Regions from separate parts of the Mus musculus genome. Here region 2 is linked to region 1. The links are chromatin loops, found by intact Hi-C in ENCODE. Cell type or tissue: left cerebral cortex. All regions are shown on one strand. Each heading gives the region's core, and the rest is flanking DNA. Links, peaks and the distances in the headings are about the cores only.

Region 1 (4,401 bases), core at 253-4,252:
AAGTAATAATAAAATAAAATAGTAATAATAACAAATAAATAATAAAAATAAAACAGTTAACAGTTAAATTATGAAAAGATTCAAAAGAAGATGGTTGATTGAAGAATTAGGGGGAAACCTGAAAGTTCTTTTGGAGCATTGATAAAGGCATTTCCACTAGCAATTGAGGAAAGATGCAGGATGCCATTTCTACTAGCAATTGAGGAAGGATGCAGGGCTCAACCTTGTTCTCTTGGGGGGGGGCTTCTCTGCCTAGGACCCACAGAGGACTCCTAAACCAATGGTCCTTGGACAAAATACAACATGACACACAAACAAAGAAAAAAAGTCTTATTCAAGTACACTTGGAGAAAATGGGAGCCAAGTCCTACAGGTAGCTGTGTTATAGAGGCATTCTGTGGTCCTTTCAGTGCTAGTACTCTTTGTTAACCTCAAAGACAGGGCATAAATGAGTCGTTTCTAAAACCAGAACACCCCTTAAAAGTATAGGAATATAAGTGGACATTGCATAGTTTTGAAGAATGTCAGTTTGGGAGACACAGCCCAAAGATACCAATTTACCTTGCATACAAAAAATTCAGGTATATCTGGAAAGTTTAGAAATATATTAGCTTTTTGTGCATCTCTCCTAAGATGTGCCAGGGACCTAATATTTTACCTGCAGTTTTCCCAGTTGTCAACTTTATTTCTTCTTTCACGTCCTTTTTCTTTGCATGAGAATGTCCAGGGTCACTTACTCAATTCATATTTTTACAGGTATAATTCACTGTCCATTTTAGTAGCTTGTATTAGTTGCTTTTCTTTTTATTTTATTTTTTCTCATTAAGTCACCTATTCCATCTATTTCCTTGGGTTTATAATACACATTCTTTGTTCCTTATTTTCTCTGCTATCCTCCACACACAGCATACATGCTCTAGAATGTTTCTTTGCTCAGTGTTGATTCCAGAAAATGCAACTACCTGCCTTATTTGAGAGCATAGCTGGGTGGGCTCTCTCTCTCTCTCTCTCTCTCTCTCTCTCTCTCTCTCTCTCTCTCTCTCTCTCTCTCTCTGTGTGTGTGTGTGTGTGTGTGTGTGTGTGTGTGTGTGTGTGGTGTTGATAGAGATACCTCCAAGGACAAGAGGTAAAGCACAGCCTAATTCATATTCAGCAGAGTCGTTTCTTTGGCAGCTGAAACAAACCTGCAGAAGTCCTGCTGTCACAGAAACAGACTCAGACACCCACCCCTGGCTCGTCCACCTGCACATACACTCAAGGGAGATTGTTCTCCTGGCTTTCGGATTACAGCTCCCTCACAGTGGGCTGTATCGCAGCCATGAGTCATGAGAAGCTGAAAGAGTCAAGGCCTGGTGATGCTTATAGGAACCTTTAGTGGGCAGAACATAATTACAAAATCCAGCCCTAAGTGCTATTTCTCATTATTTATCTTCCAAACTGCCTCCTCTGCCTCAGCACAACGTGACAAAAGGCCCTGGCTCATCTGAGTGACTGGAGAACGTGCTGCTTTGTTTGGTGAGATATTCTGGATCCTAAGTGCGGCTGGCTCTCTGGTTTGTGAACCTTGATCAGCAAGTGCTCTGCATTTCTCTGGTAGTCTTTGGAAACAGGTATGTAGATGATTCACAAGACTATTGAAGGTCTTTAAAAAAATGACAGATGAATCATAGAAAAGACGACTAGAGCAGTACAAAAAAAAAAGCTGAAAATGTTCTGCTTGTAACCACCCATCCTTAGTAATTATTCATTTGGGGAGAAAAAAAAATGGATTCACTTATTTTCACTTCCTGACATTAAAATGAACTATGAATGAACCTTCTTCTTCTTTTTTAAAAAAATAGTTGTTGTGTCTTGTTGCTTATTCATAAAAAGATGGAACTGTTTTCTACTGAGTGGTTTTCCTGTGATAATAATAAGCTTATCATTAGTTTGAATTTTCAACTCAAGTGTTCTCATCAAAGACGGCTGTTGAACAGAATGAGAAATTGTTGTCCCTTCCTGAGATTTTCTCAGCTCTCACCGGAAACATGCTCCCGCAAACACTGACCCAGCTCAACCCCACTCCGTTTCTCAGAGCAGATGAGGTCATGTCCTGGTGTGGTGGCGCTCTGCACTGCAGTCTCAATCATTTGACCATTGCTGGCATAAAAAAATGGGACCCAGGATTTTAGATTACACAGCCATCTAACAGAGGAGGGTACTGTCTGTACGGGGAACACTACATGATTCATTTTTTCTTAGAAAAAAAAATTAAAGTCATATTTCTTTGATGTGTCAGCAGTGTTGACTGAAAGCAGATTGCAGATTCTTTGTACTCAACTAGAGGGAGAAATCCAGGGAGGGAAAGCAAGAGAGCAAATGTGAGGTTTCTCTTCAATCAAGCAGGGTTAGCGCTGTTTCTAGCAAATTCACCTAAATCAAGTGCATAGCTCTTGGAATGTAATAGTGTAACCTAATGATGCTCACAGAGAGGCCATAGGAAGAGGAAAATGAGAAGAGAAATAATTATTCTTGTCTGTCTAGGGAGAGAAATGCATGGGGAGGGGACACACAGAGCCTGAAATGTTGGTGTGCAGTGGGAATACAAGGACGCACATTGAGAGCTACAGGAAGAGGAAGAGATCATTCCCGAAATAATTTGGAAGTAGGACCAGAGGCTATACCGAGGCTCTCTGTTATCTTTGTTCTTCCTCTCGCGTCATTCTACTGGGATCCCATCAGGCTCTCTACAAAGATGCACAATGTCTATGGACAATAAACATTACACCTGCCCGAGAGTGGGGGGAAATTAGCCCACTAAACACAAGAAGTTCAGCTGTGCCATCCCTAAAGCTTTCTGGGAAAGAATGGCTTGGAGCTATGGAAGAACATAGGCATTTTCTGGAGGCAGAAGGAAGGGTAGTGACTCATCTGCTTCCTTTATATGGAAATTATCCTCTGTGTCCCCTTGGGCTGCAAGGATTCCCATAGTTGAGGATTGCTACTGCCTGATAATGTCTCCTAGAACAGCATCACTGTGCTGTAGTCTTTTATTCACTTAGAAGCTTCAATGCCTGTGTCTTCCTTCTTTGACTATCACTGATTGTGCCCTCAAACCAAGGGTGAAACAAACCTAGGGATGATTTCTAAGGTCTGCACACTCTGGTACCAGAAAGATACTGGGAGTTCCAGGAACTCCTTGGAAAACAACCAAGTATGCAGATGTAACAAGGTAGTTGCTGTTTGATCTCTGAACAATACACACTTTCTCTAACTAAGATGGCCAGCTCACCCAGGGCTCAAAAGACAGCCTGCTATATGCAATTAGAATCTTACTGAAAAGTAAGAGAATTAACAGAGTGGATTTAGCTGATTGCAGCAAATCACAACTAAGGTAATGAACTTGAATGCATGGTAAACAACACGACTTTCTACCAGCTGAGTTAGATGCAACTTCTTGTGCTCAGCTTGGGCTTTTTGATGTTTCCGTGGCTGTTGTTTTAAAATCATGAATAGCAGCAAGGATGCCTAGATGGACCTTCACATCATGAGCACAGCACTGTTCACACCAAAATCGTAAAATATCCTCAACAAATGGAGTTAGAAAGAACACCTGCCAAGGCTCCCTTCATTGCTTTGCAGGAAGCTTTACAAATGGTGCCATGAGAGTCATTCTAAATTAGACTATCAGGCTGACAGGCCTAGCATCACTGGCTTGCACAAACCTCATCGAATGTGACAGGATGGAAATCTAGGTGGCATAATGAGGCATGGGAGCAATATTTTCAAGGGTGCTAATAGTTATTCCACGGATCTTTCCCCTCAAGGCAAGTAAGCTCCCCAAATTCATATGTCTATTTTCATGTATTTTCTTTTTCTTCATTGTTCTCCTTCCATGAGTGATGCACCGACATCCAGTGGGTTATGCCAGATTTCAGATATATACTTCCCTCCGGGAAACAAAGGATGCTCAGGCTTCTTGACCATTTGAATGGAAAGCAAACTTCCTGGAGGATACAGGATGTAATCGTTTTCTAAGTCAGGCAGTCTCACATCAGATTTGTGGCTTGTCCCCTCCTCTGTAATTACGTTTTGTTTGGAATCATCTGTGCTACTCTGCATCGATACTTTAAAATTCCTTAATTAAAACTACAAATCATCAAAGTTCACACAGGACCGGTGCTTGTGATGTTTCTTATTTTAGACATGGGCAATATAGAATGAGAATGAAGACATAAATAATCTTGACGTGGATTCAGCTGAGATCATTCAATTGAGATGTCCCTGTTCTTTGCAGAAGCTGATCTCAGTCAGGAAGAGGGCAACAGTCTGCAGTTTCCACGATACATAACTGGAAAAAATATGTCTAGAAATGTGATAGACAGATATGAAACAAAGGCAGAAAAGACTAAGTTTATTTTC
Region 2 (4,401 bases), core at 156-4,155, 160 kb after region 1:
CATCTCTCCCTCTGTGTCTGTCTCTCTGTCTGTGTCTGTGTCAATCTGTGTGTGTGTGTGTGTGTGTGTGTGTGTGTGTGTGTGCTTAACCTTGTGAATAAGCCATGCCAAAAGCAAGAGACATGAGGGAAAAAAGGAAAGGGTTAGAATGCTGGATATCATCATTGCTACAGCACTATATAATCTGATATGTATAATCTGATCTATTTCCATAAAAGGCCTAAAATTCTGCAAAAGAAACAGTAATAAAAAAGAAGAACATAAGGTAAGAATTGTTTGTCCAATGCCAAGTGATCAGCCCTGAAAACATACATACAAGTAATACTGTATTCTCTGAACGGGTTATATTTAGGAATGTGTGTATGCATGTATGTATGTATGTATATATGTATATACCTATACTTATATATATCTAAAAACAACTAGTGAGAGAAGAGGCTGCCAGTTTGTAGCAGAGCAGGAAAGGGAAAAAGAAAAATGTTATAATTTAATTATGATCTCAATATTTTTAAAATGTGAAAAATCAAATTATGATATAAACAAATATATTAGCTGGATGGTTGTAGTGCCTGCCTTTAATCCCAGCATTCAAGAAGTAGACACAGGTAGAGTTCAAAGCCAGCTTGGCCTACAGAGTTCTGAAACAGCCAGGGCTATACAGTGGAACCTGTCTTGAAAAACCGTTAAAAAAGATCATAATAAGACCCATTCTTTTACATTCTTTTATATAAATAGTATATATTAATAAAATTACATATTCCAGAAATGAGAAAAAGTGCAAAAAGTACAAAGACTATGTATTTTGCTTTGTTTTTACTTAGTTACTTGGCTTCGACTCTGTAGGTCAGAATATAAAGGTTTAAAATTCATGCAAGATTGCACAGAAAGATGGAGTCAAAGGCAGCTCTGGTGTGTTGGTGGAAATTTTTCCTCTGTTCTCTGGCTCTCTGAGCATGGGTTTGATTTATCTAAGACACACAGAAACAAAATAGTAACTTCCCTTGCCAATATTCTAAGACGATTGCTCATGGGGGGCTTAAGCTTCTGCTGAGAGCAGATCAGAATTTCTCATGATGAGTTACGGCTAACCTGCTGAATATGTTTGGACTTGGCAGACACATATCTCCAGGATCTGTCCTTTGTGTTTCTCAGCCCTCCTTGGGAAAGGTCAAGTGCACTAATAGCTTTCTTCCACTCTTTATCAGCTAAGCATAAAAATCTTACTGGGAGAGGCCTTGGCCTATTTAATAGTGTTGCATCTGAGCCATTCATGTCTGGAGAATACTCAGGCTGGGCCCAGTTCTAGCTGAATCACAGCTTAGGCATATGGCCTGACTTTTATAGCATTTTAAAAATGATGTTGCACTTTAAAGAGTAAGGGGGAGGTTTAAAAAATTCTGGTGTCGTACCAATTCTTTTTCCATTTTATATAAAAGGAATTTTTTCCACCTGTCTACAAGGACGGGTGCATGAAACATGGAGAAAGATAAGGGTAATTCTTTCTGTCTATACTTCATTCCTATCTTGAAACATGACCTATATCTAGAGAAGGAAGTCATGCTCAAATGCTCCATTGCCAGAGCTTTTAGTCTTCTGAACATTTGACTTTTGTTGTGAAGGAGATGTCTAGAAAAAAAAAATGGATGACTCTGTGAAGATCCTAGGACCTGCATTAATTTAAGTCTGCAGACAGAATTCAACAGCATGTAAGTGATGTGGCTACCATAAAAAAAAAACCCACCCAGAGGGGCTAGGAAATGAATAAGAAGCTTGTTTCCACAGTTGTGTTTCCAACACAGAAAGCCTGATAGATAGCTAACTGAAAACCCTGGCCAGAGTATACAGGTTGAGCTTTGTGGGTTGGGTAGACAATGACAGCCGTTTCTGAAATCAGAATAGTCTGGACTGTGTCACTGCAGGGTCTCTCCTCTCATAGAGGGGATGGTTTAGGAAAGTTCTAGAGCTTGAAGCTACAGCTTATGAGGAGGTGGAATTCGTTGTGAAAAAAATAAAGTCACTCTCATTTAAATGATTTGAATAAATTCTTTCATTTCAAAATATTAGACATAGGACCGTTGAAATCCTCTCAATGTAAAGAAGGGTAAGTGTCGCCCCCAGTGGCTCTGCTGTGCTCCTGCTCAGCTCAGGCTCTGTAACATCACAACAGCCCAACAAAGTTACTAGTAGTATTCTGGTTTGTATTCCTATCCTAATGCTTTGTTATAAAATAACTCCAATTTGGCAGTTCAAAATTATAAACACTTAGAATCTCATAGTCTGTTGATTAAAGCCACAGAGTTTATCCATGTGCCTTAGGCTCGTGTCTTCTCTTAGCAAGATTTGGACAATCTGCTCTCAGGTTGGAGTTTCACTCAGGGAGAGGCTGAGCACGTGCAAGATCCTGCTTCATGCTTACTCATTTGGCTATGGTCCCATCTCAGGCCTTCACTGGCGCTTGCCTGGAGAAATTACCTGCTTCCCACTTGTGAATTTTAATATGCCTGCTGCCAGCAAGTCAGGTTGCTCCTTAGAAGGCAAAGGATTTGAAACAAATGAGAGAATGGATCCTCAAGAAGGAAGCTTCCATCCTTCTATAATCTATCCTGAGTTCCTCCTTCTCTTTTCTTCACTCTTTTGTTGTTCCCAAAATAGTCACTACTGCAACCTGCACCCATTAAGAGACAATCATATAAATATGCTGCTATTTTAGAGGCTACTACAGTTTGATCATTTTAAGTGCTGACAAACATCAAGTTTAGAAAGAAATAATTTACCCAAAGGTCATTTGACTGCTCCATAGCAAAAGAGGGCTTCATTTCTAGGATATTGGGCTGCAGAGACCCAGTTCTTGTCCAATATGCAGTCGAAAACCTATGTTTTAGGTAGGAAATCAGCTTTTCTCTGAATCCTTTTGATGACTGATTTCCTTTTCCATTGAAAAAGGCTTTAAAGAACTGGTGTGAAACTTGTCTGATTGTGCCCAGATAAACAGTTCTAGTTACAGTATCTTTTATGTATTTCATCTTCCAACAATCTCCTTAGGGATGTCCTTGTCTTCTGTTGTGTCTGTAGATAACTCAACAAGATAACAGATGCCTGAGATAAACTTCAGCAAGCCTCGCAACTCGGATTCTTAGGAATGGTTGTTTGGTTTAGGGTTAATGTGAAAGGAAAACTTCATAGCTTGGTCAAGTTGGCTTTGCAGAGAAATGACTAGACTCCTAGACCTTCATTGCTGCACACAATAGGAAAGCCATAGACCCTTGGGAATCAAGAAAACAGATAGGGCTCACAAGGCCACAGAACCATATCACTACCCCCTTCACAGGTCAGGATGGTTGTACAAACTAAATCGTGAGCTAGACTGGGAGCCAGAAAAGAATGTCCTTGTGAATGAGGGTTCTGCCACACTGCTCTAGTCAGAACAACACAGAAGCTACAGGAAGACAGGAGGGTGTTCTCTGGCAACTGTATTCAGTTCACTCAAGCCCTGTGTGTAACCCAAAAGTCCTGTGTCCCAGTCAACACAGAAGGATTAACCACCTGTCAACTACTCCTAGGTAAACACCATGTCATGGTGTAACTGCTATATTAGAATGTTGATCATTACATATTCTTTCAGTGAAGACTAGTGTCACCTACAGTCATGAGACACTCAACACCATTTCCTTAACACCTACCACATGCCTAGAGCTCAACCAATGCTTGTGACTTGCCTGACGTCTTTATGATCACACCAATGGTTGGAGCCTGGGGTTTTCATCTCTGCAGTGTTTGGGAGCAGCTGGTAACATAAATGACTACATTCCAAGAGAATTTGCTCACAATATAACTCATTCATCAGAAGCACAGAGGAATTAAGCCCTTTCAAGATAATCATTCCTTCTGGCATTTCCAGGTTTCTCACATCTAAACTTTAGGGAATGGGTTTTAAGACACCTTTGCTTCTCCTTTATCCGAGGGTCTATTTGAGAATGAACTGGAGCTCCAAAGAGCAGGATAACGATAGACTTTGGGGGGGGGGATTTATGTATCTTACTACCTGTGTAATCACCATCAGGAAGTACTAAACTGGTGAAGGAAAAGAGGTTTTGTTGTTGTTGATATTGTTTTCCTTTAAAAGTCGTATCAGCGAAAAGAGGTTGAAGTGATTTTAAAAGACGTATCAGCGAAAAGAGGTTGAAGTGATTTTTTCCTCTTACTACAATCCACACTTGTGTACACCAGTCAAATGCTGTACTTAATCCAGTGAGCATCACTGCTGGAAGGACTGTGATTCATGTGCTCGGGACCTTCTGAGTCACCATTGGTCATTATACCATGTAAAAAGGAAAAGACCCCCTCCTTCTGTGTTACATAGGAAGTGTGACCATGTAAGAGTAAATTGAGAAGCCGTGTGCT

Evidence for each region. Hi-C counts contacts between places; a loop is a spot of excess contacts. Peaks named below come from ENCODE experiments on the same cell type or tissue, not always from the same donor. Only the 100,000 strongest peaks of a DNase experiment are listed, where the experiment ranks them.
Region 2: a loop joins it to region 1, with 2.7 times the contacts of the local background. A loop is called at or near these places in 2 of 42 quality-filtered maps.

What each region holds. Positions count from the first base shown.
Region 1 is chr2:51,303,529-51,307,929 of GRCm38, forward strand. No RefSeq gene overlaps it. Among named protein-coding and RNA genes, the nearest start is that of Gm13497, 64 kb to the left of the region's middle. In left cerebral cortex, for the core only: a CTCF peak has its summit at 2,143; DNase peaks (open chromatin) are centred at 1,342, 2,153 and 2,910.
Region 2 is chr2:51,459,834-51,464,234 of GRCm38, forward strand. No RefSeq gene overlaps it. Among named protein-coding and RNA genes, the nearest start is that of Gm32434, 24 kb to the left of the region's middle. In left cerebral cortex, for the core only: a CTCF peak has its summit at 2,110; DNase peaks (open chromatin) are centred at 1,327 and 2,399; H3K27ac peaks cover 1,368 bases.